2 separate regions of the Homo sapiens genome follow, and region 2 is linked to region 1. The links are chromatin loops, found by intact Hi-C in ENCODE. Cell type or tissue: endothelial cell of umbilical vein. All regions are shown on one strand. Links, peaks and the distances in the headings refer to the core of each region. The heading gives the core; the rest is flanking DNA. Region 1 holds the start of LOC124904428 (a long non-coding RNA gene). Region 2 overlaps KCNN3 (potassium calcium-activated channel subfamily N member 3).

Region 1 (15,409 bases), core at 3,406-11,405:
CTATAAAACTGGTCTAGTAATATCTTTCTTGCTCACTTCATAGGGTTGTTATGAGGATTAAATAAATAGAAAAGGGCTTTGGAAATGGAAAAGGGTGAGATAAAAATGTTGCTTATTACCCACATAGCATTCTGAACTGTTTCTGAAAATTTCCTTTATTCTTTAGAATTTATACACCTAATACCATTTGTATAAGGCTCAGTTACTTCTGTGCAAATTCAGTAGAGCAGCTTCCTTACTTAGTTTCTAAGTAAACAACAAGAGCAACAAATGTACAATTTTAGATATCTAAGGGTAATGTGCTTCCCTTATGCGTTTGGAACTCTGTTTTAAGCCAAAGGCCTTCCTTGTTGCCTGCTGTTCATGATAAGCTACATGTTAACAAATAGCACACCACTTCCTGGACAGAAATCTTTTAGTGATCTGCTCTTTTTCCTGGGTGTTGGCATTTTCTTCACAACCCACCTTGGAGTTTGAGATCAGTGCTTCCCTGGGCACGGATTACAGCTTTGGCATCCACTAGGGGCTGGAGTTGCAGTCCTGCTGTCTTTGAGGAAAGGAGCCAGGGAACCAGCTCAATATGCTATTCAGCCACTTGGCTGCCACCCTGGATGGTATGGTTCTTTTATTATGTGCTAGAATCCCAAAGTGGCTGGGCATTTGGCCCAAAGATAAAACAGGCCATTTTGTTAATAGCTGTGTTTCAGCCCATCAGCTTGGGAAGGAGAATCAAGGCTTTAAGATACCATTTACAATAGCGAATCAATATTCATTATATATAGGAATAAAGAAATCTCAGTCCTCTGTGAAGAAAATTATAAAACTATTCAATGACAATTTAAAAAAAACTTAAAAAAAGATGAAATATGATCATGGATAGGATGATTCACTCTCATGTCAGCTGCAATCCCAATATAATTCCTTTCTCCCTCTCCTTGGCCCCCTATTTCTACTCAAAACGCTAAAGTCCTGTTGGTTCTGCTTCATTTTTTTCCATCAGCCCACTTACCTCCCATTCTAATTTATTTTGAGTCAGGTTTATTTCTTTCTGAATTACTGAGTCTAATTTCTTTAGATTCATGTGTATTTCTTTTTGAATTACTGAATCAGCCGCTAACTGTTCTTTCCAACCCATTGTTCCACCACTGCAGCCAGCTTTAACTTTTGAAATGCTCATCTGAGCACAAGTCACTTCCTGTCCACCACCCTCCAGTGACTTGGCATCACCCTTAGAATAGAGCCCAAATTCCACAGCAAGAGATCCCAGGCCTCTTCTCAGGGCCCTCTCCACTTCCACTGCAGCTTTCCCCAGAATGAAGTACTTTACTTCCCCAGGAGGACCCTGCTCCTTTTGCTAGAAACACTTCTTCCTGCCTGTAGGAAAACAGACTGTTGCATGGCAAGAGCAATAGTGAAATAGGAGGTGGGACTTGACTCGGGAGTTGGGGCTCAGACACCAGACCACATTGAGGACGCTAAAACAGGGTGGGACAAAAGCAGCTTCCCACAAGACACACCCATCAGTGTGCCATGTCAGTTTACCAGTGCCATGGCAGCATCTAGAAGTTACTGCCCATTTCCATGGCAATGACTCAATGACCTGGAAGTTACCTTTTCTTGGAAATTTGTGCATAAACCACCCCTTAATTTGCATGTAATTAAAAGTGGGTATAAATGCCACTGCTGAGCTGCCTCTGAGCTGCTAGTTTGAGCCCACTGCCTATAGGATGTCCCTGCTCTGCAAGGAGCAGTACCTGTGCTACTGCTGTATGTGGCCACTTCAATAAAAGCTGCTGTTTAACACCACGGGCTCATCCTTGAATTCTTTCCTGGGTAAAGCCAAGAACCCTCAAGGGCTAAGCCCCAGTTTTGGGGCTCTCCTGTCCTGTATCAATACCATCGTGAAGCAAAACTGCTCTGATGGCTGCTTGACTCCTGCATACCAAGGTGTTCTGCAGCAGCGTTTTTAAGTGATGCCTGTAGCACAGATAACCCTTCACAGCTTACCTGGGCCAGGTGCGGTGGCTCACAGTGCATAAGTGCTGTAATCCTAGCACTTAGGGAGGCTGAGGCGGGTGAATCATGAGGTCAGGAGATCAAGACCATCCTGGCCAACATGGTGAAACCCTGTCTCTACTAAAAACACAAAAATTAGCTGGGCATGGTGGCGGGTGCCTGTAGTCCCAGCTACTCTGGAGGCTGAGGCAGGAGAATTGCTTGAACCCAGGAGGCAGAGGTTGCGGTGAGCCGAGGTTGCACCACTGCACTCCAGCCTGGCAACAGAGCGAGACTCCATCTCAAAAAAAAATTGCTTACCTGAGCTCCCCAGTGGTCATGAGTTTCAGCAGGAAAATCTGAGATGTGACCAGCTCAACATGTCTTTACCCTAAAAGCTTCCTGTGCGAAAGATACTTTTTGGAGGGCCACTGTGGGGAGCCACCATCTTTTTTTTTTTTTTTTTTGAGATGGGGTTTTGCTCTTGTTGCCCAGGCTGGAGTGCAGTGGCATGATCTTGGCTCACTGCAACCTCTGCCTCTCGGGTTCAAGCGATTCTCCTGCCTCAACCTCCCAAGTAGCTGGGATTACAGGCTCCCACCACCACTCCTGGCTAATTTTTTGTATTTTCAGTAGAGACAGGGTTTCGCTATGTTGGGCAGGCTGGTCTCAAACTCCTGACCTCAGGTGATCCGCCCGCCTTGGCCTCCCAAAGTGCTGGAATTTACAGCCATGAGCCACCACGCCAGGCCAGGGATCCACCATCTTGCAGCCACCTGAGACATGGCTTCAGTTCATAAGTTCCTATTAAATATTTCTTTCAGAGAAACTGAATTTGTCAGCCTCTTTCTTCAGAGGCTGTCACCTCCCTTGTGCTTTGGCAGCAGATTCACTCACCACAGAACACTGCCCCACTCTACCCCATCTGTTCACCTCTTCCCTTTGTCACCTGATTAATTACGTCTTGCTAATTATTCAGAACTACACTTGGCTTTAATCTCCGCTGATCTGCCAAAGCTCAATTAGTTGCTCTTCCTAATGGCCACAAGCCTCAATTTCCTTATCTGGCAAGGTGGAGATAATAATACGGATACTATATGGCTTTGGTGTCTGCCTGGTAGTAGGTAGGGTGACCATACATGCTGGCTTATGTCTGTTTTCCCTAAGTATTGTCTGGTTACAGTCCTCTGAGAATGGAAACCATCTTTAGCCACATCGTTTAATAGGATTAAGAGCTAAGATGGAGTTAACATGTCTTCAATTCCAGGAAATTCTTGCCCAAGAAGATGAAGTGGCAAATTTATCGCAATATAGACAACTCAGCTGGCCTTCATCAGGTTAATAGCCTGCTTCTCAGAGCAGGAGGTCACTCAACTGGCTTATCAAAGGGCTGTTTACTCCTCAAGGCTGGCTTCAAAACCCTCGCCTCCCTGTATCCACCAATCCTAAACTATTATATTAATATCATGAATTTTGCTCAATCGCAGTCATCCCCCTGCCCCAGGCCCCTGCCTTGAAAGACCCACTTTAACCCAGACCCTCTAACCCATGTGAATATCCCACCCATGATCTCCTCCTGAGACACTACTAAGGCTGTCAAGGTAGTAGTCTTCCTTGCCCCATTAAACAATACATTTAGCTTTGCTGATAAACAAGTTTCTTCTATGATCTCTTTGGGGAAGGAGCAGCTGACACATATTATACTCTCAAAAGTATATAGTTTGGATGATAAATTAAATGATTCCTATTGTTGTAAATTATATGTTAACATATTAATATGTAATATTTATTGTTCTCATTTAATCCTCACAATAATCCTATGAGCTAGGTATTATTATACTAGCATTGTACAGATATGAAAATTAAGGCACAGAGAACTTAAGTAACTTACCCAAAATCATGTAACTACTAAGGGGAAGAGGTTGGATTACAATCCAAATAATCTGACTCCAGAGCTGATACTCATTTTTAAAAAATAGTTTTACTGTTAATCTTAAAATCACAAATTTACAGAAAAGTTGCAAGGATTGTATGAAGAAATCCACCACAGGCCTGGCATGGTGGCTCATGCCTGTAATCCCAGCACTTTGGGAGGCAGAGGCGGGTGGATCATCTGAGGTCAGGAGTTCGAGACCAGCCTGGCCAACATGGTGAAACCCCGCCTCTACTAAATAAAAATACAAAAATTAGCACCTGTAATCCTAGCTACTTGGGAGGCTGAGGCAGGAGAATTGTTTGAACCCAGGAGGTGGAGATTGCAGTGGGCTGAGATCACGCCACTGCACACTCCAGCCTGGGCAACAGAATGAGACTCTGTCTCAAAAAAAAAAAGAACTCCACTACCAAAATCACTGGAGAGTAAGTTCTCAACCTGATGTCCCTTTACCCCCAAATACTTTAGTGTGTGATTCCTACGAACAAGGTCACTCTCCTATGTGACCCTACTCCAGCCATCACCATGAGAAACTTGATATTGATATGTAACTACTTATAGCCCTCAGATCCTATTCAAGTGTTGCCAGTTGTTCCAATAATGGTCTTTACAGTAGAAGAATCCAGTGCAGAATCACATGTTGCATTTAGTCCTAAGTGTCTTTACTTTCTTTCAGTCTGGAACAGTTCCTCAGGTTTTCCTTAACTTTCATGACTTTGACACTTTTGAAGATTACAGGCTATTTTGTAAAATGTCCCTCACTTTGAGTTTGTCAGCTGTCTCTCCATGATTAGATTCAGCTTATAATCTCTGAGAGGAGCATCACAGAAGTGGTACTGTGTCCCCATCACATTCCATCAGGTGGAACAAGATTCTGATTTGTTCCATTATTGATAACGTCTGCTCTGATCACTTGATTTAGGTGGTGTCTCCCAAGGCTTTTCACTGTAAAGTTACTCTTACTCCCTTTGTAATTAATCTTTTGCAGAGCAGTATTCCAAAACTACGTAAATAACCTATTCTTCATCAAACTTTCTATTTACTTATTTAATTGATTTGTATCACTTTAGACTCACATTTCCTATTCATTCAATGGGTTGCTATCTGTTATTACTTCATTACTTATTTTTGTTTTATTTTATTTATTTATTTATTTTGCTCTGTTGCCCAGGCCGGAGTGCAGTGGCATCATCTCGGCACACCACAATCTCTGCCTCCCAGGTTCAAGTGATCCTCCCACCTCAGCCTCCCAAGTAACTGGGATTACAGGCACATGCCACCAGGCCTGGCTAATTTTTTGTATTTTTGGTAGAGACAGGGTTTTACCATGTTGCCCAGGCTGGTCTCCAACTCCTGAGCTTAAGCAATCTGCCCACCTTGGCCTCCTAAAGTGCTGGGATTACAGGCACGAACCACCATGTCTGGCCTACTTGATTACTTGTTTTGATAACTTAATTGTTCTAGATTTGGCCACTGAGTGTGCCTGCAAACTGGCTTCCATATGATTTTGACATGCTCCATCATTGTTTTCTTTTCTTTTCTTTTTTTTAGACTGAGTCTCACTCTTGTTGCTCAGGCTGGAGTGCAGTGGTGAGATCTCAGCTCATTGCAACCTCTGCCTCCTGGATTCAAGCGATTCTCCTGCCTCAGCCTCCCAAGTAGCTGGGATTACAGATGCTCGCCACCATGCCCAGCTAATTTTTGTACTTTTAATAGAGATGGGGTTTCACCATGTTGGCCAGGCTGGTCTGGAACTCCTGACCTCAGGTGATCCGCCCTCCTCGACCTCCCAGAGTGCGGGGATTATAGGTGTGAGCCACCATGCCCTGCCACTCCAACATTGTTTTAAGCAATTTCTTGTTTTGGTAGGTGAATAAATATTTTTTACTTATATGAAAGGCCGAATTAGGTGTATATATAGAATTTAAGTTAATTGCATTTGCTCAAAGGATGGTATTTTGTGTTAAAATGAAATATCCTCCCAGAATTTTAAATCATGCAGCATGAACAGACATAAATGACAGCACCTATTTCTCAATGGGAGCTCTCACAGAGCGTCTGTTACAGCAAGAGAAATGAATTGGTTCCATGTTTTCTCCATTAGAAGACTATAATTAGAAACTGAGTCTTTGAATAGCATTTTTATCACCCTTAATTTTCAGTTTCTCATTTAAAAAATCCGTATATTTGTTGTTCTGTGAAAAATGTATTAATAGCTCTGCAAATGCTCCACTGCCCTTAGGAAAAAGATTGTATATTTAAATAGTCTTGGCTGGGCGTAGTGGCTCACACTTGTAATCCCAGCATTTTGGGAGGACACGGTGAGAGGATCACTTGAGCCCAGGAATTTGAGACCAGCCTGGGCAATATAGTGAGACTCTGCTTCTACAAAAAAAAAAAAAAAAGTCCTTTCAGGCACTTGAGATTGAGCACCTCCCCGCTCTGGCCTCTGCACTGGGGACGTACTCATCTGCATGCAAGCTCATCTCCGCTATCCTGTAGCGAGCACCTCGGGGTATGGCCTTTATACCTGCCTGGACCCCTCTTTGGGCCTGGTGTGCTCCAGATGCCTGGTAAGTGCTAATTGGACAGACTGGGTGGCCATGCACTGTGTCTCACTTCTGCCCACAGGATGGCAGCATTTGCTCAGAGCTCTGGCCCCACTAGGTGCTTGACTCTGGGAGTTCGTAAGACCTGGTTTCTTCCTGAAATGAAAACAGTGCTTTAGGTCTCTTCCTATGAAGGAACCCTCCATAAACTAATAGACAGTGTTATTTGCCCACCCCCTCTTCAATGTGCTTCGTGGAAAATGACATCTTTGAGGTGAATGACATGATGTTTTTGGACTATAGGCATCCATCCTCAAAGGGCTATCTAGCTCCAGAGTTGGTGTTAGCTAAAACTGAGCAAGCAGGCTGAACTCAGCAGCTCATTTTGTGTACAAGTCATTTAATGCAGAGAATTACTAGTTTTATTTAAAGATAATAGAGGAAAAAGGAACTATTAAGCACTTGCTGTATGCTATATGTTTTAAACCAGGGGTTCTCAAATTGAGTGGGCATCAGAATCACCTACAGGGACTGGTTAAAACAGACTGGCTTGGCACGGTGGCTCACACCTATAATCCCAGATACTCAGGAGGCCGAGGCAGGAGGATCACTCAACGCCAGAAGTTGGAGATCAGCCTGGCCAACAGAGTGAGACCATTGTCTGTACAAAAACTTAAGAAATTAGCCGAGCATTGTGGCATACGCCTGTAGTCCCAGATACTCAAGAGGCATGGGTAAGAGGACTGCTTGAGCCTAGGAGGTTGAGGCTATAGTAAGAGACGATTGCACTGAGAGGTAACAGCGTGCTGGCAGTCCTCACAGCCTTCGCTTGCTCTCGACGCCTCCTCTGCCTGGGCTCCCACTTTGGCAGCACTTGAGGAGCACTTCAGCCCACCGCTGCACTGTGGGGGCCCCTTTCTGGGCTGGCCAAGGCCGGAGCCGGCTCCCTCAGCTTGCAGGGAGGTGTGGAGGGAGAGGTGCGAGTGGGAACCAGGGCTGCGCCTGGCGCTTGCGGGCCATCTGGAGTTCCGGGTGGGCGTGGGCTTGGCGGGCCCCACACTCGGAGCAGCCGGCCGGCCCTGCCAGCCCCGGGCAATGAGGGGCTTAGCACCTGGGCCAGCGGCTGCGGAGGGTGTACTGGGTCCCCCAGCAGTGCCAGCCCGCTGGCGCTGCGCTCGATTTCTCACCGGGCCTTAGCTGCCTTCCCACGGGGCAGGGCTCGGGACCGGCAGCCCATCATGCCTGAGCCTCCCACCCCCTCCATGGGCTCCCAAGCCTCCCCGGTGTGTCCGGAGCCTCCCCGATGAGCACCGCCCCCTGCTCCATGGTGCCCAGTTCCATCGACCACCCAAGGGCTGGGGAGTGTGGGCGCACAGCATGGGACTGGCAGGCAGCTCCACCTGCAGCCCTGATGTGGGATCCACTGGGTGAAGCCAGCTGGGCTCCTAAGTCTGGTGGGGACGTGGAGAACCTTTATGTCTAGCCCAGGGATTGTAAATACAGCAATCGGCACTCTGTATCTAGCTCAAGGTTTGTAAACACACCAATCAGCACCCTGTGTCTAGCTCAGGGTTTGTGAATGCACCAATCCACACTCTGTATCTAGCTACTCTGGTGGGGACTTGGAGAACCTTTGTGTGGACACTCTGTATCTAGCCCATCTAGTGGGGAGGTGGAGAAACTTTGTGTCTAGCTCTGGGATTGTAAATGCACCAATCAGTGCCCTGTCAAAACAGACCACTTGGCTCTACCAATCAGCAGGATGTGGGTGGGGCCAGATGAGAGAATAAAAGCAGGCTGCCGGAGCCAGCAGTGGTAACCCGCTGGGGTCCCCTTCTACACTGTGGAAGCTTTGTTCTTTGCAATAAATCTTGCTACTGCTTACTCTTTGGGTCCACATTGCTTTTATGAGCTATAACACTCACCGCGAAGGTCTGCAGCTACACTCCTGAAGCTAGCGAGACCATGAGCCCACTGGGAGGAAAAAACAACTCCAGACGCGCTGCCTTAAGAGCTGTAACACTCACCGCGAAGGTCTGCAGCTTCACTCCTGAGCCAGCGAGACCACGAACCCAACAGAAGGAAAAATCTCCGAACACATCCAAACATCAGAAGGAACAAACTCCAGTGCGCCACCTTAAGAGCTGTAACACTCACCACGAGGGTCCGCGGCTTCATTCCTGAAGTCAGTGAGACCAAGAACCCGCCAATTCCAGACACGTTTTGGCAACCCAGATGGGACTTTCGCCTATCGCCAAGTGGTGAGACAATCGCCGAGCAGTGAGACCATCGCCTATTGCTGAGCAGTGAGTACCATCGGACCCCTTTCACTTGCTATTCTGTCCTGTCTTTCCTTAGAATTTGGGGGCTAAATACCGGGCACCTGTTGGCCAGTTAAAAGCGACTAGCATGGCCGCCGGACTAAAGACATGGGTGTCAGGCTTTCTGGGAAAGGGCTCTCTAACAACCCCTGACTCTTCTTCGGAGTTGGGACCGTTTGCCTAGAACCAGCTTCCACTTTTCCTGTACTTCTGGGCTGAGCCGAGGGTCGACAGAGAGGAAAGACATGCAGCTCCGGGGTCCCAACAACAAGTTGGTTGACCCTGCGGTCATGAGCGGAACTCTCAAAGGCATGTTGCCCAAGCGAGACTCACCCATCTATCCTATCTATCCTGACCCTTGCCCCCTGGGTCCTAATGCCTTCCAGACAAACTTCCTTTTGCCTCTCTTCTCTGAGGTTAGGCCCACTTCTAAAAATTGCTACCTGTCTCTGGTGCTTTTCTAGTTTCTCCTATAAGAATGATTTCTAGTATAAACTCCAGGACTCTTGTTACCTTCTTTAGGCACCCAGGCTCACCAATCAGAAAGACATAATTTTTGCCCAAAGCCCCATCGTAGTGGGGACTACCTGGAATTTTAGGATCCCTCCTCAGACTAACAGGCCTAATAAAAGCTATTCCTGAAGCTAGGATATGGGGAGCCTCAGAAATTGTATCCTTCCTATTCATATAAGTGAGGACAAAAGGTGTCACTCTTCCAACCCTGAAGATCCCTTCCCTCCCTCAGGGTATGGCCCTCCGCTTCATTTTTGGGGCATAACATCTTTATAGGAAAGGGGTAAAGTCCCAATATGAACAGGAGAATGCTTAGGACTCTAACAGGTTTTCGAGAATGCGTCGGTAAGGGCCACTAAATCCGATTTTTCTCAGTCGGTCCTCCCTGTGGTCTAGGAGGACAGGCAAGGGTGCAGGTTTTCGAGAATGCATCAGTAAGGACCATTAAATCAGATCTTCCTTGGTCCTCCGTGTGGTCTGGGAGGAAAACTAGTGTTTCTGCTGCTGCGTTGGTGAGCACAAGTGTTCCGATCAGCAGGGTCCAGGGACCATTGTGGGTTCTCGGGCAGGGGGAGAAACAAAATAAGCCAAAATTGTGGCTGGTTTTGTCTTTCAGATGGGAAACACTCAGGCATCAACAGGCTCACCCTTGAAATGCATCCTAAGCCATTGGGACCAATTTGACCCAAAAACCCTGAAAAAGAGGCAGCTCATTTTTTTCTGCACTGCGGCTTGGCCCCAATATTCTCTCTCTGATGGGGAAAAATGGCCACCTGAGGGAAGTACAAGTTACAATACTATCCTGCAGCTTGACCTTTCCTGTAAGAGGGAAGGCAAATGGAGTGAAATACCTTATGTCCAAGCTTTCTTTTCATTGAGGGAGAATACACAACTATGCAAAGCTTGTAATTTACATCCTACAGGAGGACCTCTCAGCTTACCCGCATATCCTAGCCTCCCTATAGCTCCCCTTCCTATTAATGATAATCCTCCTCTAATCTCCCCTGCCCAGAAGGAAATAAGCAAAGAAATCTCCAAAGGACTACAAAAACCCCCAGGCTATCGGTTATGTCCCCTTCAAGCTGTAGGGGGAGGGGAATTTAGCCCAACCCGCGTACCTGTCCCCTTCTCCCTCTCTGATTTAAAACAGACCAAGGCAGACCTGGGGAAGTTTTCAGATGATCCTGATAGGTACATAGATGTCCTACAGGGTCTAGGGCAAACCTTTGACCTCGCTTGGAGAGATGTCATGCTACTGTTAGATCAAACTCTGGCCTTTAATGAAAAGAATGCGGCTTTAGCTGCAGCCCGAGAGTTTGGAGATACCTGGTATCTTAGTCAAGTAAATGATAGAATGACAGCCGAAGAAAGGGACAAATTCCCTAACGGTCAGCAAGCCATCCCCAGTATGGATCCCCACTGGGACCTTGACTCAGATCATGGGGACTGGAGTCGTAAACATCTGTTGACCTGTGTTCTAGAAGGACTAAGGAGAATTAGAAAAAAGCCCATGAATTATTCAATGATATCCACCATAACTCAGGGAAAGGAAGAAAATCCTTCTGCTTTCCTCGAGTGGCTACAAGAGGCCTTAAGAAAATATACTCCCCTGTCACCCGAATCACTCAAGGGTCAATTGATTCTAAAAGATAAGTTTATTACCCAATCAGCCACAGATATCAGGAGAAAGCTCCAAAAGCAAGCCCTGGGCCCTGAACAAAATCTAGAGGCATTATTAAACCTGGCAACCTCGGGGTTCTATAATAGGGACCAAGAGGAACAGGCCCAAAAGGAAAAGCAAGATCAGAGAAAGGCTGCAGCCTTAGTCATGGCCCTCAGACAAACAAACCTTGGTGGTTCAGAGAGGACAGAAAATGGAGCAGGCCAATCACCTGGTAGGACTTGTTATCAAGTGTGGTTTACTAGGACACTTTAAAAAAGATTGTCCAATGAGAAACAAGCTGCCCCCTCGTCCATGTCCACTATGCCGAGGCAATCGCTGGAAGGTGCACTGCCCCAGAGGACAAAGGTTCCCTGGGTCAGAAGCCCCAAGTAGATGATCCATCAACAGGACTGAGGGTGCCCGGGGCAAACACCAGCTCATGTCATCACCCTCACTGAGCCCCGGGTATGTTTAACTATTGAGGGCCAGGAAATTGACTTCCTCCTGGACACTGGTGCGGCCTTCTCAGTGTTAATCTCCTGACCTGGACGACTGTCCTCAAGGTCCATTACCATCCAAGGAATCCTGGGACAGCTTGTAACCAGGTATTTCTCCCACCTTCTCAGTTGTAATTGGGAGACTTTGCTCTTTTCACATGCCTTTCTTGTTATGCCCGAAAGTCCCACACCCTTATTAGGGAGGGATATATTAGCCAAGGCTGGAGCTATTATCTACATGAATATGGGGAACAAGTTACCCATTTGTTGTCCCCTACTTGAGGAGGGAATCAACCCTGAAGTCTGGGCATTGGAAGGACAATTTGGAAGGGCAAAAAATGCCTGCCCAGTCCAAATCAGGTTAAAAGATCCCACCACTTTTCCTTATCAAAGGCAATATCCCTTAAGGCCTGAAGCTCATAAAGGATTACAGAATATTGTTAAACATTTGAAAGCTCAAGGCTTAGTGAGGAAATGCAGTAGTCCCTGCAACACCCCAATTCTAGGAGTACAAAAACCGAACGGTCAGTGGAGACTAGCGCAAAATCTTAGACTCATTAATGAGGCAGTAATTCCACTATATCCAGTTGTACCCAACCCCTATACCCTGCTCTCTCAAATACCAGAGGAAGCAGAATGGTTCACGGTTCTGGACCTCAAGGATGCCTTCTTCTGTATTCCCCTGCACTCTGACTCCCAGGATCCCACAGACCACATGTCCCAACTTACGTGGACAGTCTTGCCCCAAGGGTTTAGGGATAGCCCTCATCTGTTTGGTCAGGCACTGGCCTAAGATCTAAGCCACTTCTCAAGTCCAGGCACTCTGGTCCTTCAATATGTGGATGATTTACTTTTGGCTACCAGTTCGGAAGCCTCGTGCCAGCAGGCTATTCTAGATCTCTTGAACTTTCTAGCTAATCAAGGGTACAAGGTGTCTAGGTTGAAGGCCCAGCTTTGCCTACAGCAGGTTAAATATCTAGGCCTAATCTTAGCCAGAGGGACCAGGGCCCTCAGTAAGGAATGAATACAGCCTATACTGGCTTATGCTTGCCCTAAGACATTAAAACAGTTGAGGGGGTTCCTTGGAATTACCGGCTTTTGCTGACTATGGATCCCCGGATACAGCGAGATAGCCAGGCCCCTCTATACTCCAATCAAGGAAACCCAGAGGGCAAATACTCATTTAGTAGAATGGGAACCAGAGGCAGAAACAGCCTTCAAAACCTTAAAGCAGGCCCTAGTACAAGCTCCAGCTTTAAGCCTTCCCACAGGACAGAACTTCTCTTTATATGTCACAGAGAGAGCCGGGATAGCTCTTGGAGTCCCTACTCAGACTCGTGGGACAACCCCACAACCAGTGGCATACCTAAGTAAGGAAATTGATGTAGTAGCAAAAGGCTGGCCTCACTGTTTAAGGGTAGTTGCAGCAGTGGTCGTCTTAGTGTCAGAGGCTATCAAAATAATACAAGGAAAGGATCTCACTGTCTGGACTACTCATGATGTAAATGGCATACTAGGTGCCAAAGGAAGTTTATGGCTATCAGACAACTGCCTACTTAGATACCAGGCACTACTCCTTGAGGGACTGGTGCTTCAAATACGCACGTGCGTGGCCCTCAACCCTGCCACTTTTCTCCGAGAGGATGGGGAACCAATCGAGCATGACTGCCAACAAATTATAGTCCAGACTTATGCCACCCAAGATGATCTCTTAGAAGTCCCCTTAACTAATCCTGACTTTAACCTATATACCGATGGAAGTTCATTTGTGGAGAATGGGATACGAAGGGCAGGTTATGCCATAGTTAGTGATGTAACCATACTTGAAAGCAAGCCTCTTCCCCCAGGGACCAGTGCCCAGTTAGCAGAACTAGTGGCACTTTCCCGAGCCTTAGAACTGGGAAAGGGAAAAAGAATAAATGTGTATACAGATAACAAGTATGCTTATCTAATCCTACATGCCCATGCTGCATTATGGAAAGAATAGGAGTTCCTAACCTCTGGGAACCCCCACTGGATGCCACAGGGAAGTTACGGAGTTATTGCCCACGGTGCAGGAAACCAAAGAGGTGGGAGTCTTACAGTACCAAAGCCATCAAAATGGGAAGGAGAGGGGAGAACAGCAGCATAAGTGGCTGGCAGAGGTAGGGAAAGACCAGCGAGAAGGAAAGAGAGAAAGAGAAAGTCAGAGAAAGAGACAGAAAGAGGAAGAGACAGAGAGACAAAGTCAAAGAGGGAGTCAGAAACAGAGACAAAGAAAAGGAGTCAGAGAGAAAGAGGGACAGACACAGAAAGTTAAAGAGAGAGTTAAAAAGGGAGGAAGAGACAAAGAAGAAGTCGAAGAGAGAAAGTGACAGATGGAAGTAATAAAGAAAAAACAGTGTACCCTATTCCTTTAAAAGCCAGGGTAAATGTCTATCTACCCAGCCAAGGCATATTCTACTTATGTGGATCTTCAACCCATATCTGCCTCTCAGACAGTTTGCAAGAAATAACAAAATCTATCCTTACTTTACAATCCCAAATAGACTCTTTGGCAGCAGTGACTCTCCAAAACCACCGAGGCCTAGACCTCCTCACTGCTGCGAAAGGAGGACTCTGCACCTTCTTAGGGGAAGAGTGTTGTTTTTACACTAACCAGTAGGGGATAGTACGAGATGCCGCCCGGCATTTACAGGAAAAGGCTTCTGAAATCAGACAATGCCTTTCAAATTCTTATACCAATCTCTGGAGTTGGGCAACATGGCTTCTCCCCTTTCTAGGTCCTGTGGCAGCCATCTTGCTGTTACTCACCTTTGGGCCCTGTATTTTTAACCTTCTTGTCAAATTTGTTTCCTCTAGAATTGAGGCCATCAAGCTACAGATGGTCTTACAAATGGAACCCCAAATGAGTTCAACTAACAACTTCTACCGAGGACCCCTGGACCGACCCACTGGCACTTCCCCTGGCCTAGAGAGTTCCCCTCTGAAGGACACCACAACTACAGGGCCCCTTCTTCGCCTCTATCCAGCAGGAAGTAGCTAGAGTGGTCATCGGCCAAATTCCCAACAGCAGTTGGGGTGTCCTGTTTAGAGGGGGGATTGAGAGATGACAGCGTGCTGGCAGTCCTCACAGCCCTCGCTCGCTCTCGGCGTCTCCTCTGCCTGGGCTCCCACTTTGGCGGCACTTGAGGAGCACTTCAGCCCACTGCTGCACTGTGGGAGCCCCTTTCTGGGCTGGCCGAGGCTGGAGCCGGCTCCCTCAGCTTGCAGGGAGGTGTGGAGGGAGAGGTGCGAGTGGGAACCCGGGCTGTGCGCGGCGCTTGTGGGCCAGCTGGAGTTCCGGGTGGGCGTGGGCTTGGTGGGCCCCGCACTCGGAGCAGCCGGCCGGCCCTGCCAGCCCCGGGCAATGAGGGGCTTAGCACCCGGGCCAGCGGCTGCGGAGGGTGTACTGGGTCCCCCAGCAGTGCCAGCCCGCTGGCGCTGCGCTCGATTTCTCACCAGGCCTTAGCTGCCTTCCCATGGGGCAGGGCTCGGGACCGGCAGCCCATCATGCCTGAGCCTCCCACCCCCTCCGTGGGCTCCCAAGCCTCCCCGGTGTGTCCGGAGCCTCCCCGATGAGCACCGCCCCCTGCTCCATGGTGCCCAGTTCCATTGACCACCCAAGGGCTGGGGAGTGTGGGCGCACAGCGTGGGACTGGCAGGCAGCTCCACCTGCAGCCCTGATGTGGGATCCACTGGGTGAAGCCAGCTGGGCTCCTGAGTCTGGTGGGGACGTGGAGAACCTTTATGTCTAGCCCAGGGATTGTAAATACACCAATCGGCACTCTGTATCTAGCTCAAGGTTTGTAAACACACCAATCAGCACCCTGTGTCTAGCTCAGGGTTTGTGAATGCACCAATCCACAATCTGTATCTAACTACTCTGGTGGGGACTTGGAGAACCTTTGTGTGGACAC
Region 2 (15,126 bases), core at 7,127-15,126, 91 kb after region 1:
CAGGAATAAAGCTAATTCCGAAGGTCAACACTATATGGAGAAAGGAATGGAGACAGCCAGTCGCACACACTTTTCCCTCAGAAGGGCCTTTCTTGCTGGAGAAGCTTCTAAAGCCTCGAAGCTGGTGCACCCCAAGCTCTGGAGAGCAGCGGCTGGAAGGGAAGGCTCCAGGCCTGGTGCTCAGGCCAAGGGCCTCCTGCACCCCTCCTCACCCATTTCCTCGGCCCCAGGAGCAGAATGAAAGAGATATGAAGAGACAGATTGCCTTCAGCAATCCTTTTCTCTGCCTCTTGAACTGAGAGATTCTTACTTAAGGAAAGGAAGGAGCAGGATAAAGAGATGACCCATCTGGAGATGCCTTCTCACCTGTGGGGTCTGAAGGGAATAGAGCAAAACCCCCTTCGCATCAACTCTCACAGCTCTGGGCCTCCCTCTCTTCATCTGGGAAGGGTGGGGGGCTGGGTCCATGTGCATTAGGGCCCCTTCCAGCTCTAAGGAGCTGTAATTCTCAGAGAATGTTTTCTTACCCGTTTCCCACACTAGATGGAGAGCTGGTTAGGTAGGGGAGTGGGCAGCTGCAGCCCTGATCCTTGATAAGGGTCTTAAGAGACCATCTTTGAAGACACAGATGCCCAGGAGGCTTGCCCTAAATCAGCCTCATGGTGACAAGTGTCGTGGCTGTGCTCGGGGTCTCTGCATACAGTGGGATTCTCCTGGGGAGCATCAGCTCAGAGGCCCAGGACCCCCTCAGCTTCTGAGCTTTCCTGGGGCGGTGAGAGCAGCCCTGGACACGTGGCTGAAGGCCTGGGCAGCAGGGGCCTGCCTGCTGTGTCAGCTTTACCATCAGAGTCACTGAGTCTTGGGGCTCCCTCTAGCCCAGTTCACCTCATTCTTTTTAGATAAGCAAATGGAGGCCAGAAAGCGGAGAACTGGGCATCTGGTGCACTTCTCACCACATGCTGCCTCTTTCTAGCCACAGGGCATCAGATGTGTGAGCTCGGCAGAGTCCAGTCCCAGGAGAGAGACCCTTGGCTGGGAGCTCAGACCCGCCCAACTCGCGGTGTGAGTCTGGACAAGTTGCTTCCCTTCTTTGGGCTTTGGTTTCCTCGTGTGTACAATATGAGGATTTGGCTAAAGAAGCTCTAAAGCCCCCTCCAGCTCTAAGTCAGGTGTTTTTTTGGATCACATTCTGTCCCCCTTCTCTCTCCCACTCCCATTCTCGGGACAACTAGCAGCTGGGCTGACTGCAGAGGCAAAAGCCAGGTGTCTTTCCAGACAGGAGGCCTGTGGCATCCCGTGCAGACAAGATGAAGCAAGAGTCAGCACCAGTGGAAACCACCTAGCAGCCTTCATCCAGGCTGGCCATGCCTCAGGGAGCTGCAGCAGGTGCCTCTCAAGTTACACAGAACTTCTGATGGCTCCTAACCCAAGGCTTTTCACCACTGGACACCTGGGGTGCCTGAAATGGGGCAGGAGAGGGCGTGCCAGTGCCAAGGCTATTATAAAAGAGTAAGAATGGCAACACTCAGAGTCACCATGGAAGCCAACCTGTCTGTCTGTCCCCCTCCCCTGACTCCTCCCCATGACCCCAGAGAAGCTCCCAGAGACTCCTTCGTCCACTGCATCCCCAGCCTGGCTCTGTTTTAAGGGAAGCAGCCACCACAGAAGATGCTTGTTACACGTTGCCAGGCAACAAAAATGCTGCCTGAAAACTAAAACCCACCTCTGACTCTTCATAGGACTGGAAACTGGCAGATGAGAGGAGCCTGCCAGGGAACAAAGGAGAAGCATCGAGAGGGAAATGATGGAGTTGAGCAACCACAGAAGGCAAAATGAAAGAGCCCAGACAGTTGTGTAAAGTGCCAGAAAGCAAACAGATGGGGAGGAAAAACTGACTCACTGAAATTAGGAAGACAGACAGAGAGAGGAGGCATGGAGGAAAGTCCTCCGGGTGTTAAGTCCTCGAAAGGCCTCCTTTATTTTTTTTCTTTTTGGCCAAATCTGTCATGAGTAGAGATGAGGCTGTTGATAAGGAAGATGATGACAATGATGACGATGATGATTCCTTAGGTGAACTCTGGTCTGCTTTTATCCAGTGCGTGATTTTTATTAGATATCCCTCAAGCAATGGCACAATTCTCCACAGACTTTCAGAAAACATAATTATCCTCTAAAACGAAGATCTACACTGCCATTAGCACCATCAGCTCACCCAAATATAGGGACATCAGCTTGTTAGCTGAAGTGACCTTGGGCTCTGGGATCTTCAAGCACTGAGCAGATGAAGGAAGGAAGGAGTGATGTTCAGTCTGGACAGCCATGCCCAGCTGGCAAGGGAACCTCGGAGAATGGGAGTGCTCCAGGTGGAGGACTCTGCGGGCAGCAGCCCCGGGCCAGCAGTGAGACCCTGGCTCGCTTACCTCCCAAAGCCTCCATTTCCTAATTTCTAAAATGGGAAAATTGCTCCTGCCCTGCTTACTTCACAGAGTGCTGGGCCACAGAGGAGAACCTGTGTAGAATGAATGGCCATGAACGAAGATAGTGCTCCTTATTTATTAAAAAACAATTCCTAGCCTCCTACAGAGGCTGGGCACTGTAGCAGACATTATCACACAGACATGCCCCCTGCTGGGGGCGAGGCAATTAAGCAACTCCACACTATGGTGGGGGAGTTACCCCACTGCTCTTGGCCTCAGTTTTTCCATCAGGGAAATGGAGATAACACCACAAAGCATTCCTATGAGGACACTGCATGTCAGAAGTTTCTCCTCCCTCGGCCTGTGGTCACCCTTGACTAGGCTCCGAGCACCCGGCTCAGACTCACCTGCCTCCAGTTCTGCATCACGTGGCCTCAGGGACAGGCCGGGCACCTCAGGAATCTATCCTCTAATTTCTGAAATAATGAAAAGCCTCCAGACACATTTACTCTCTAAATAAAATGCACAGTTTAAATTATAAACAAGACAATTTAAGAATACTGGTAACTAAGTGGGAACAATTTCACATGTTAAACTTGACAAAATAATTCTAAAGCTACTACTCAGTTAACTATATTCACATCTACTTAACTCAGTAAGTTTGACAACATAGATGTTTACTTTATTAAGTTTGTTATACATTTTCTCCAAAAAAGTCTAGCCAGTCACCAGACCCCACCCCACCCCTCGAAAACAGACATCATGGCATTCAAGGACAATGAGCCGCTTCTGCCTGTACTTACTAATAGGCAGTGGCTTCCCCCTAAAAATCACTGTTTTTCTAGAACACCAATCACAATTCCTTTCCTAGGTACCAAACAGCATGACCTCAAAGAAATTAGAAAATGACTGCACAGTCCAAGCTGAAAGAAAAACTTTGCGTCTTATGTTCTTTCTCCTTTTGTCTCAACACAGACTCACTCTGTAACACACCTCCCCAGTGGAACACATACCCCAAAAGCCCTGCCACAGGCGATCGGGGTCCCAAGGGCCCAGGCCTCCTCCACTGCCCTACAAGTCAGGGCCAGGGCAGATCATGAGCCTCCTTGAGCCACCACATCCTCATCCACGAAATAGGGACCGTGGGTTCCCCGTCCTGCCTGCTCACTTCATAGGGTCGTGGTGAAAAACAGAAGAGGATGTCCAGTGTTTTATGTTTCCCCCAGCTGTTCAGGTCTCCTCTTGTTTGAACTTCCTAATCCCCTGGGAAGCAGGTAGACCAGGCTTACTTCCTATCTACAGATCCCAAGAAAGAGGCCCAGGAAAGGAAAGGGCTCAGGGTTTATCAGGAACCAGCCAGTCGCAGGTGCTTATTTAATAGAGGGCAGGTGACTTGCCCAGGATCGCACAGCTGGTCCGTTGTCAAGCCAGGCTATGAGCGCACGTTTCTGACTCCAGGGGCCATGTGCTGTCCCTTCTGTGAGCAATAAAACCTTCCATGTAGGAATGCAAAGTATCATTATTACCATTGTTGCTGATGTTACTAAAATTGAACCAAACCGGTTTTATCATGGGTTGACTGGAATTGCATGATGGAGGGCCTTGGTCACTAAATTTAAAAATATGGACTTAATCTTCTAGAGGGAGCAATTGAAGGTTTTTGAGGGGTAATAGTAGGAACGGTAACTGGAAGCCAGAAAAGCTACTTCTGTAAACTGGTGTAAGATGACAGGGATCTGTGTCAGGGAGGTAGCAGGAAGAGATGACTTCAAGCGACACCGCAGAATAAGAACCATAGAGCTTGGTGCCTAAATAGAGGGCTGGAAATGGGGCTGGGAGTGGCATAAGGATGGGGAACGATTTGAGCCTGAGAGATGGTTGCAGCCCAACAGCACGTCTCCTCTTCTTCATTAGTAAGAGCGCCCAGGAAGGAGCAATGATTACCAATAATAAAGACTACATTTTCCCGCCATGTGAATGACCAACGGATGTAAATGAAAGTGACATGTGTTACTTCGAGGAAATGTCCTTAACAAGAAAGAAACAACCTTATTTTGTCCATTTCTCTTTCCTGATGGCTAAAAGGTAGGTGGGATGGCTGGAGCTCCAGCAGCTTTCTTGAAGTATGAGGAAGAAGCCACGTACCAACGATGGCAGGGCAACAAGGGAGAAGGAGCCTGCGTCCCTGATGATGCCATAGAGCAGCATACCTGCTATAGACACCTTTCCGGACTTCTTTGGCGTCAGACAGAACTTCTGTTTTGTTTAAGCTATTGTTGTTTTGGGTTTCCTATCACTTGCAGCCTAAAACGAATACTAACGGGTAAAGTTCCTGAGAAAAAGAAGACACAAACAGAGAAGCAGAGAGAGAATTTAGGGGCAACATGATGAGTTTGATCACAGATTTGATGCGTGGGACATCAGTACAGGAGAAGATGTATATAAAACTTGGCATGGTGCAGGGATGTATTCAAGAACTCTACACCGCCACCACCGCCCTTCTAAGTCACTTTTGTCTGTTGCCTGGCCTGCTGCAGTAGCCTTTTTAGTCCTCCTAGTAGTTTTCTTGCCACCTCCAATTTACTCACAAAGATGCCAAAGTAATATTTTTAGAAGCAACCATATTGTATTACTCTCCTATTTAAAACCCTTCAAAAGCACCAGGCATGGTGGCTCACACCTATAATCCTAATACTTGGGAACCTGAAGTGGGAGTATTGCTTGAGGCTGGGAGTTTAAGACCAGCCTGGGCAACATAGAGAGACTCTGTCGCCAAAAAATTTTTGTATTTAGCCAGGCATGGTGGCTTATGCCTGTAGTCCCAGCTACTCAGAGGGCTGAAGTGGGAAGATTGCTTGAGCCCAGGAGTTAAAGCCTGCAGTGAGCTGTCATCATGCTATTGCATTCCAGTCTGGGTGACAAAGTGAGACAAGAAAGAAAGGAAGAAAGGAAGGAAGAAAGGGAGAAAGAAAGGAAGAAAGAAAGAAAGAAAGAAAGAAGAAGAAAGGAAAGGAAGGAAGGAAGAAAGAAAGAAAGAGAGAGAGAGAAAGAAAGAAAGAAGGGAGGGAGGGAGGGGGAGGGAGGGAGGGAAGGAAGGAAAGAAAGAAAAGAAAGAAAGAAGAAAGGAAGGAAGGAAGAAAGAGGGAGAGAGGGAGAAGGAGAAGGGAGAAGAAGAAGAGGAAGAGGAAGAAGGAAAAGGAGAAGAAGAAGGCAAAGAAGAAGAAGGAGGAGGAGAGGTGGAGGAGGAGAGAGAGAGGGGAGGAGGAGGAGGAAGAAGAAGAAGGCAAAGAAGAAGAAGGAGGAGGAGGGGGAAAGAAGGAAGAAGGAAGAAGAAGGAAGAGGAAGATGAGGAGGAAGAGGAGGAAGAAGAAGGAGGAGAAGAAGAAGAGAAGAAGAAGAGGTGGAGGATGGGGAGGGGAGGAGGAGGAGGGGTTGGGGAGGTGGAGGAGGAGGAAGAGCAAGAAGAACAAGAAGCCAAAGGCAAAGAAGAAGAAGACGATGATGAAAAGGAGGAGGAGGAGGAAGAGGAAGAGGAAGAAGAAGGAGGAGGAGGAGGGGGAAAGAAGGAAGAAGGAAGAAGAAGGAAGAGGAAGATGAGGAGGAGGAAGAGGAGGAAGAAGAAGGAGGAGAAGAAGAAGAGAAGAAGAGGTGGAGGATGGGGAGGGGAGGAGGAGGGGTTGGGGAGGTAGAGGAGGAGGAAGAGCAAGAAGAACAAGAAGGCAAAGGCAAAGAAGAAGAAGACGACGACGATGAAAAGGAGGAGGAGGAGGAAGAGGAAGAGGAAGAAGAAGAAAAAGAAGAAGAGGAGGAGGAAGAAGAAGAAACAACAAGTAAATAAAAAGATAAAACTCTTTAAAGGCTTTCCACTGCACTTAGGTTCAACCCCACAACATGGCACTCAGGGCCCTTCACTTTCAGCCTCCTGCCCCCTTCTGCGGCTCAGTCCCTGCCACACCCCCCTTCATCTGTTTACTCTCCTTCCAGTGACTCCTTCCCCCCGGCTCCTTGCCAGCTCAGGGCCTTGGTGCAGTCTTCTCATTCTTCTCAGAAGGCTCACCCTCTTGGTCTGTGAAGGGCTCATTTCCTCTCATCCTTCAGACCTCAGCTGAAGCATCACCTCCCCAGAGACACCTCCAAGCAGGCCCCAGATGAGTAGGATCCCAATCCAATGCCATAAATTTTTTTTTAAAAAAGAATCATTGCAAACTTCTTTTTTCCACTTTCACAGTATATGTCATAGATTTGAAATTATCTACTTTTTGTTTCCTTACTTGTTACCTGTCTTCCCTGGTAGACTGTAAGCCCATGAGGGAAAAAATCATGTGTGTTTTATGCTTTAAGATATATTTAATTCCTAGCACAGTGCCTGGTGAATAGCAGAGCTCCACACCTATACATAACAGTATTATTATTTAGCAAGTCTCTCATGAGAGCACTGCAGCTCAGAGAGAGGCGTGGCTCAATGCTCCACTTGGGATGCATGGATGCATTCCTGTGAGAGTGCCTGCATTCTCCGGGAGCAAGCATGATGAAGGGAAACGGCAGAGGAGGGAGAATGTCCAGGTAAAGGACAGACCTGTGTAGGAAATAGGGTATGGGGGGAATCAGTATGAGATGTGTCCAGAGAGCAGGAGAGATCTCAACTTCAGTGCTCAAACAATCTGTTGAGAAATCTGCGGGAGCCTGAGAAACTAACTATTGCTTTTATCAGCAGGAAAACTAAGGCAGAGAGAAATGGACTTCAGGCCAGCCCTCAACTCCCTTGCTAAAGCTGGAAACAGGACAGGAGCCTCTTGTCTCTTTGAGTCCTGGCTGGTTCCCACGTGGCTGAACCACTCCTCTGGCCTTACTGAGCTGTGGCTCTTATCTGGTAGTGGCCATGTGGAACAAGGGTGCAAGTTGCTCCCTGCAGGATTCAGGCTAAACAAGGCCCTTACAATTGTATTGAAGAAAAGTTAACAATAGAGCATGGGGCTATAGAATGGAACTGTCAAGAGTGCCCAATCTAAACAGAGATGGGCCCTGGGTCTCGCTCCCTAATTCCCAGGCCATTATGCCTGGGAGCCCTTTGCCCTAAGAATATGGGCCACTCTCAGGCTGCATTAAAAGGAAAATAATGCCGAGGAAATGGGAGGATGCCTAACACTTGGGGCACTATGTTCGTTCTGGGGCCTTCGCTTCATGAGGACACTGATGACCAGGGGAGGAGAGTGAGCGAGAGGGTGGAGTCTGACCAGAAGTCCTGTGACAATGGTTGAGGGGACTGGAGACCACTGGGTTGGAGCAGAGAAGATTCAACCTGACTTTGGATACTCAAGGGACCTTCAGTAGAAAAAGAAATACCTGGCTGCTTCACTGGGTACTCACCGTGTGCTAAATGTTCTACACTGTGCTAAGGGCTTTTTGTGAATTATCCCCTTTCCTGGCCCAACGTCACCTGCTAGTAAGAGCATAAGCAAGGCTCCACGCTCACATCTTCCCAGAGGTCAATGGCTTAACCGCCAGCCTATGGTACTTGAACTTCTTTCGTGCGGACCCAGAGAACTGAGTTAGGACCCAAGACAGAAACTACACGTTTTAACCAATATTAACCAATAATAGGAAGAGATTTCTAAGTCAGAGCTGTCTGCAAATGGATTGGATAGTCTTTTAAAGTAGTGTCCCAGAGGGTGTTCAAAAGAGGCTGCATGACTCTGGTCAGGTTAAGTACAAGTGCAAGGTTAATGGTAGAACCAGGGGTCAAACCGAGTTTTTCCACCCTGAGTTCAGGCAGTCCTGATCACAGGATGGATCCTGTGCTGGTGCGATTGCCACTGTGTACTAGGTGTTTTCCCCTTGGCTCAGCTGAAACATGTTTAAGATATTTAAAAGGAGTTTTACTAAGTTCTGTGCCCCCTCTATTGTGGGAGTGTCAGAGCCCATCTGGGCCCGTTGCAGCATGTCTGGCCCTGTCTGAGAGGGCCCGCAGGGGCTGTGTTACCAGGCGGCTCCCAGGCGCCTTTTGGGAAAACAAAATGACCAGGTGTGTTAGGGCCAGCAGGCTTCCAGGGCCACTACTCAAAGGCAGCCAGGGGACTTTGGCTGCCCTTAAACTCTCTGTGCAGTGGGGGGCAAGCAGGCATCCAGACCGAATGGAACGAGGTGGGGTACTCAAGGAATATGGCATGTCTCACCCATATTCCCTCTCAGCTCAGCCTCTGGGGGACTGGGGCCAAGTCTCAGGGAACAGAGGAGTCTGTATTAAATGGAAGGAGAACATCGTTTTGTTTTTGTTTTTGTTTTTGTTTTTGTTTTTGAGATGGAGTCTTGCTCTGTTGCCCAGGCTGGAGTGCAATGGTGTGATCTCGGCTCACTGCATCCTCCACCTCCTGAGTTCAAGCGATTCTCTTGCCTCGGCCTCGTGAGTAGCTGGGATTACAGGCGCTCACCACCACACTGGGCTAATTTTTGTATTTTTAATAGAGACAGCGTTTCGCCATGTTGGCCAGGGTGGTATGGAACTCCTGACCTCAGGTGATCTGCCCACCTTGGCCTCCCAAAGTGCTGGGATTACAGGTGTGAGCCACCATGCCCGGCCAAAAAAAATCACATTTTTAAAAACCCTTCTAGCAGCTGCGCTATGTGAGCCAGGAATGCAGGGCTTTACCCCAGCCTGGCGCGGGGGCCCCAAGCTGGCAGTGGAGGGCAGGGGAAACACAGGGGGGTGAAGAGCTGCGCTCCTGAGAGCCAGCCTAGGACACCAAACTCATGGAGAAGGGGCCCTGTGGAGCTGAGGTGCCCGTCCTTTGAGGGAGGGGTCTGCACCGGAAATGTAGGGCACAATGGGATCACGAGGGGCAAACAAAACAACCCCAAAGTTGAAGGATGGAAAAGCTGACAGAATATGGATTTCCTGCTTGACTAATGTCAGCCCACAAATAGATGTGGCTGACGTCACTTACAGGAACCCCTTCCTTTTCCTTACCTCAGCCCCTCCAAGGAGGTGGGTGGGGGAGCGGGTGAGAATGAAGCCCCATGCCCTTAGGCATCCGCTGTAGGAAAGGAAGTCACTTCTCTCCTACACACCCAGCATGGCACTAACTGTCACTGTGTACCATCTTTGGCAGACTTGGGAAGGAATTCATTCCAGTGACAAAGGTCAGATAGTCCTCCCCAGTTAAAGAAGGAACCCTGGCATTTAACTGGGTCTCCCTAAGGCAAAAATCCTGGAGACAAAAGACACTGGTGACTTCCCAGCAGAAGAGAGTGAAGGGAAACCCAGGTTTGGTGTAATGCAGCAAATAATTTGGAATAATTTGGGGATTGACTTGACTGAAAAAATGGAATGGTTTCTCAATGCAATATGGATTTCACTTTGCACCCACAGTCCCAAACTTAGTGCTTCAGAATGCAAATTTTATGGAAATTTTCCTTGCTTTACCAGTTTCTTTTTTATTTTATTTTCTCTCTCTCTCCCACTTTCTTTCTCCTCTCTTTCTTTTCCTTCTTTCTTTCTTTTTGAGACGGAGTCTCACTCTTGTCTCCCAAGCTGGAGTGCAATGGTGCGATCTTGGCTCACTGCAACCTCCGCCTCTCAGGTTCAAGCGATTCTCCTGCCTCAGTCTCCCGAGTAGCTGGGATTACAGGTGCGCGCCACCACGCTGGCTAATAATTTCCCTATTTCTTGATTCTCCTTTCTAAGAGATATCAGCCATTACTTATAATAGCTAAGTCATGTATAATTATTTAATATAAAAGTACGAAAAAAACTAGCCACGAATGAGCAGTTTAAGTGTCAAAGGGCACAAAAATACTGCCAATGAGGAAGAGGAAAGAACGGCTGAATACGAGATCACAGAACGAGAAAGCGGCCGCGGAGTGGGACTGGAGACTGTGAATCACGCAGGTGAAATCAGAATGGGATCCCACTCGAGACAGGAGCCAGGAGCTAGCAGCAGCCCTGGAGCCGCCGGCCCAGCCCTGAAGCCGCTCCGGCTGTCGCCACAGCGAGAGGAAACCTGAACGCTCTGCTCCTCCACAGCGAGTCCCTGCAGGTGGGGACACCGCCCACCTGGCCCTCCCTGCGCCCCCTGGCGGAGCGAGCCTCGGCCTCTCCCGGGCCCCGGCCTCTCCACGACCGCCTGGCCGCGCGGGAACCACCCGCGGACTCGCGGCCTCTCCCCACCGGACCCCGCAACACCGCGGGGACGCCCGGGAGGCTACTGAAGAGCCAGTGGCGCCTGCCTCGATCACACGTCCCCTGTGGAGCTCCACCTGCCCGCACGCCGGCTCGGGCGCTCCCATAAGCGGCCGGCCGCAGAGGGGCTCCAAGGGAGGCGCGCGCCCGCGAAGAAGCACTCCGGCCCCGCAAAGGCGCCCCGCGGCCCTGTCCACCAAGGCCACTGGCCGACGGGTCGGAAGAGAGCCCTTCAAGACGGAACTTGCATTGCGCTTGTTAGAGAAAATTATGTGTAAAAACTGAGCCATTCAGCTTTACTTTCCACCCCGCGTTGATGTAAAACATGAGTTCCTATGGAAGATGAGGGGCTTCGTCAAGTGTGTAAAAACAAATGCTACCTCTTTCCATTAAAAATTTATATATGTATATTCATTCTCATTGTTGAAAATACAATAAAAAGTAATAAAAAATCACATGTAACGTCATAAGAAATCAACTTAATGTTTACATGTATGAAAATCACATGTACACCTTGGGAAGCTGAGGCGGGCGGATCACCTGAGACCAGGAGCTGCAGACCACCAGCCAGGCCAACATGGCGAAAACCCATCTCTACTAAAAATACAAAAATTAGCCGGGCATGGTGGCGCACGCCTGTAATCCCAGCTACTCAGGAGGGTGAGGCATGAGAATAGTTTGAACCCAGGAGGCAGAGGTTGCAGTGAGCCAAGATTGCGCCACTGCACTACAGCCCGGATGACAGAGCGAGACTCTATCTCATAAATAAATAAATATTACATGTAACACAAAGAAATCAACTTAATGTTTCTATGTATTTTCCAGGTATTTCTGCACCTATCTATAAATCGGTAATATCCTACATAATGCTATTTTGTACGCTCCTTTTTCAAATATTACATCATGAATATTTTCCTACCTTACTGTAATTTTCAAAAGATTGATTTTTAGGCCGGGCGCGGTGGCTCACGCCTGTAATCCCAGCACTTTGAGAGGCCGAGGCAGGTGGATCACTTGAGGCCAGGAGTTCAAGACCAGCCTGGCCAATATGGAGAAACTCCGTCTCTACTAAAAATACAAAAACTTAGCCAGGCGTTGTGGCAGGTGCCTGTAATTTCAGCTACTCGGGAGGCTGAGGCAAGATAATTGCTTGAACCCGGGAGGTGGTGGCTGCAGTGAGCCGAGATGGCGCCACTGCACTCCAGCCCGGGCGACAGAATGAGACTCCGCATCAAAAACAAACAACGAAGTAACAAACAAACAAACAAACAAACAAAAACGAAAACAAACACGTTGATTTGATTTTTTAAAATTCTTGCTAACTACCCATCATATGGATGTGCCATACTTGTTTAGCCATTGAAATCCTAGATGTTTACTTGGTTTCTCATTCTTTTCTATTATAAACTGCACCATGCAGAAGAGGTTTGATGTAAATTGATTATTCTATTAAAATAGCTTCCTAGAAAGAGAATTCCTGGATCAAAGTTACAAACTCAAGGCTCCTGTGACAAATTGTTAAATTGTTTTCCAGAAAGATGGTCTAATTTCCTTCTTGCCCTCAGCGTAAGACAACCCCATGCCCGCCCACCGCCAACAATAAGAAGATTCTCCAGCACTGAGTTATATTTATTTAAAATTTTGTCAACTCCAGAGGGGAAAAAGTAATTCTCCTTGTAGTTATAATTTGCAGTTCTTTGATTAGAGGGACTGAATATGTGTTGTGTGTTTTATTTTATTGGCTTTTTGTATTTCTTCCTTTGTAGTTGGCCTTATCTTCAGCCTATTTTTTTCACTGGGGAGATAAGTTCTTCTGATTAGTTTCTAAGACTGCTTTGTATAATAGGGATATTTACCTCTTGTCATGTTTGCTGCAAATACTTTTTCTAGCATAACATTTGCTCTTTAAATAAGTTCATATTTTTTGAGGGACTGAAATCTAAAATTGTGTGTATGATGTAATCAAACACACCAGTTTTTTCCTTCATGTTTCTTCTGAGATTTTATGCTTAACAGTTCTTTCTCCTCTCAGGGCTGATTAAATATTCACTTTGTTTTCTGGAGCTTGCTCATGGTTTCTTCTTTTACATCTGACTTTTTAATCCACCTGGAATTTATTTTGGTGGCTGGTGAGAGCTAGGGTTCCAATTTGATTTTTCATCCAAGCTTCCAATTTCTCCATTACCATTTATTGAATAATCTATCGCTTCCCAGTTGGTTTTCTTTCTCGTATATTGGGTTCTAACATAGTAGGGTTTATTTCAGTGTTTTCCATTAGGTTTCATTGATCTGTCATTATTGATTTTTCAGTAATGCCAGAGGGACTTAATTACTTTCAGTTTTATAATACATTTTAATATCTAGTAGAGAAAGCCCCCTCAATGGTCTTCTCTTTCAAAAAAAGTTAAGCTATTCTCACTTATTTATTAAAACATCCTAAGAATCAGTAGTTATTCTCCATTAAAATTTCTAATTTTGTGTTTTCTTTTTTCTCAATTAAATTTATATTTTAGAAGTTGGTATCTTTTGGATTTATAAATTATGTTTTTCTGGTTTTTAAATTCATTAATTCCTATCTTTGCCTTTGTTATAAACTTAATCTTCCCTCCTGAGGTTTGTTTTGTTCTTCTAATGGATTCAGTTATTTTCTCTGTTCATTTTTTTCTGTTTTTGTTATTAAAAATGGGGTCTCCCTATGTTGCCCAGGCTGAGGCAGTGGCTATCCACAGGCACAATCATAGTCCACTACTGGCTCGAACTCCTAGGCTCAAGTGATCCTCCCACCTCAGCCTCCCAAGTAGCTGGGGCTATCAGTGCACACCATTGTGCCTGAAAAACTTTAAGGATGTTTTTCATCTGAGTACACCTTTGGTCACATCCTGAGTTTTTACGTACAGGGTCATCATTGTTGTAATTTTCTAATAGCCTTTAACGGTAGTTTTGAATTCTCTGTTGTAATTGAGGAGATTGCTTTAAAAGTCCCACCAAAAAGTTGTCCTTTAATTGGAGTTTTATAGGCTTGTGGTCAGAGAATACAGCCCGAGCAACTTTTCTGATGTTTTGAAATGTGTGACCAAGAAGTTGATCAATTTTTTAAAGTGTTCCCTGGATGCTTAAAAAGAAGATGTTTGTTTATAGGCTACAAAGTGCTCAATTAATTTAAACATTTAAAAATTCAGATTATCAATCTCATTTTTTGTATAAAATTCACAGTTTTACTGTATATAGCACTTTTATCCATATTAAATGGTTCTTTTGGACAATTTAATGATTTCTGTTTTGAATTCATTTTGGTTTAAAATGAGAATTTCTATTCGTTTGCCATCTGATTTGTACTTACCTAATAAATCTTTGCTCTTCATTTATTTTTGGGTCCTTCTGTTCTAGGTACTTCTTTTGTAAATTGCATGCAATTAAATTTTGCTTTTAAATCTCATCTAAGAGACATTTACTTTTAACAAGGAGGTAAACACAATTATGTTGATTGTTATAAATTTTAAGTTTGTTTTTCTCTGATCTTCTTTCATACTTTGTATTGAAATTCTTCCTTCCTGCTTCCTTTATTTTTTCTGTCTTAGCTATGTGGGCTCTGATGTGGCATGGGAGGTATATGTTTTCAGGGTAGGGAAAAGGCTCTCAGGCTGGTGTTGGAGTCTCAAGTCTGCTGGCTCTGTGGCCTGAGGCACATCGCTCAACCTCTCTGTGTCTCAACATCCTCATATACAGAATGCAGATACAGTCTCATAGAACTATGGTATGGATTAAGTGAAACAATATATGGCTGATGCTACTGTTATTCTTGTTATACTCATAAAATTTTGCCTGTGGTTCCTTTAGGTTTTAAAAAAAATATTTCTCTGATTGCTAAAACTGAGTAATAGGGCTTTATTTTAAAATTCTCCTCTACATAGGACAACGCATCTGGCATGCTTTTACTAATCCCTTCTAGCCTTCTCCTCTCAAATTTTTAATCTGAGGATTTGCAACCCTCTAATTATTATTGAATTATTGCTTTAATTTCATACATCCACTCTTTCCAGAATCTACTTTTTCTTTGACATTAGAATTTGGAGTTTTGCAACTACGCGTAAGTTTAGTCTTGATTTCATGTTTGCCTGTGTGAACCAATGTCTGCCTTTCTTTACAACATTTCATTATTAAGATCTTAATTGTGATTCAGTCTTTGGTCAACTGGCAAACGAGTTCCCCCCAAAAGTAAACTCCAAGAATGACTTTTGTTGCCCTTTGGTTGCCTCATTCAAATGACAGGGTGGATCCAAATTTAAAATACTGTGGAACTGTTCTAATGACTCTGAATTTAGGGTTCCTGAGGGAGAGTCAGCTCTGGGATGCCTGTGTGCCTCTAGGATTGTTTCACCTTATGATTCAATAAATTTTCCAGAAAAAGAATGTATTGGGGTATGTCTAGGGGTGGCTCCTCCTGTCCCCCACATTCTAACTGGAAAAGAGGAATCCGTTTCGATCTGCCTACTCTGATCTACCATCCCCACACACAACATCCCCTTACCTAGG

Evidence for each region. Peaks named below come from ENCODE experiments on the same cell type or tissue, not always from the same donor. Only the 100,000 strongest peaks of a DNase experiment are listed, where the experiment ranks them.
Region 2: a loop joins it to region 1, with 6 times the contacts of the local background. A loop is called at or near these places in 44 of 110 quality-filtered maps.

The regions. Positions count from the first base shown.
Region 1 is chr1:154,663,302-154,678,710 of GRCh38, forward strand. LOC124904428 (a long non-coding RNA gene) reads left to right here and starts at 8,291. Exons shown (of 2, transcript XR_007066636.1): 1 at 8,291-8,783; 2 at 14,313-15,409. In endothelial cell of umbilical vein, for the core only: a CTCF peak has its summit at 6,550 (motif pointing right); a DNase peak (open chromatin) is centred at 6,580.
Region 2 is chr1:154,750,114-154,765,239 of GRCh38, forward strand. The region is part of intron 3 of KCNN3 (potassium calcium-activated channel subfamily N member 3); the gene reads right to left. Among named protein-coding and RNA genes, the nearest start is that of KCNN3, 110 kb to the right of the region's middle. RefSeq lists a silencer at 10,399-10,768. In endothelial cell of umbilical vein, for the core only: a CTCF peak has its summit at 10,513 (motif pointing left); no DNase peak of the experiment used is centred there; H3K4me3 peaks cover 301 bases; H3K27me3 peaks cover 718 bases.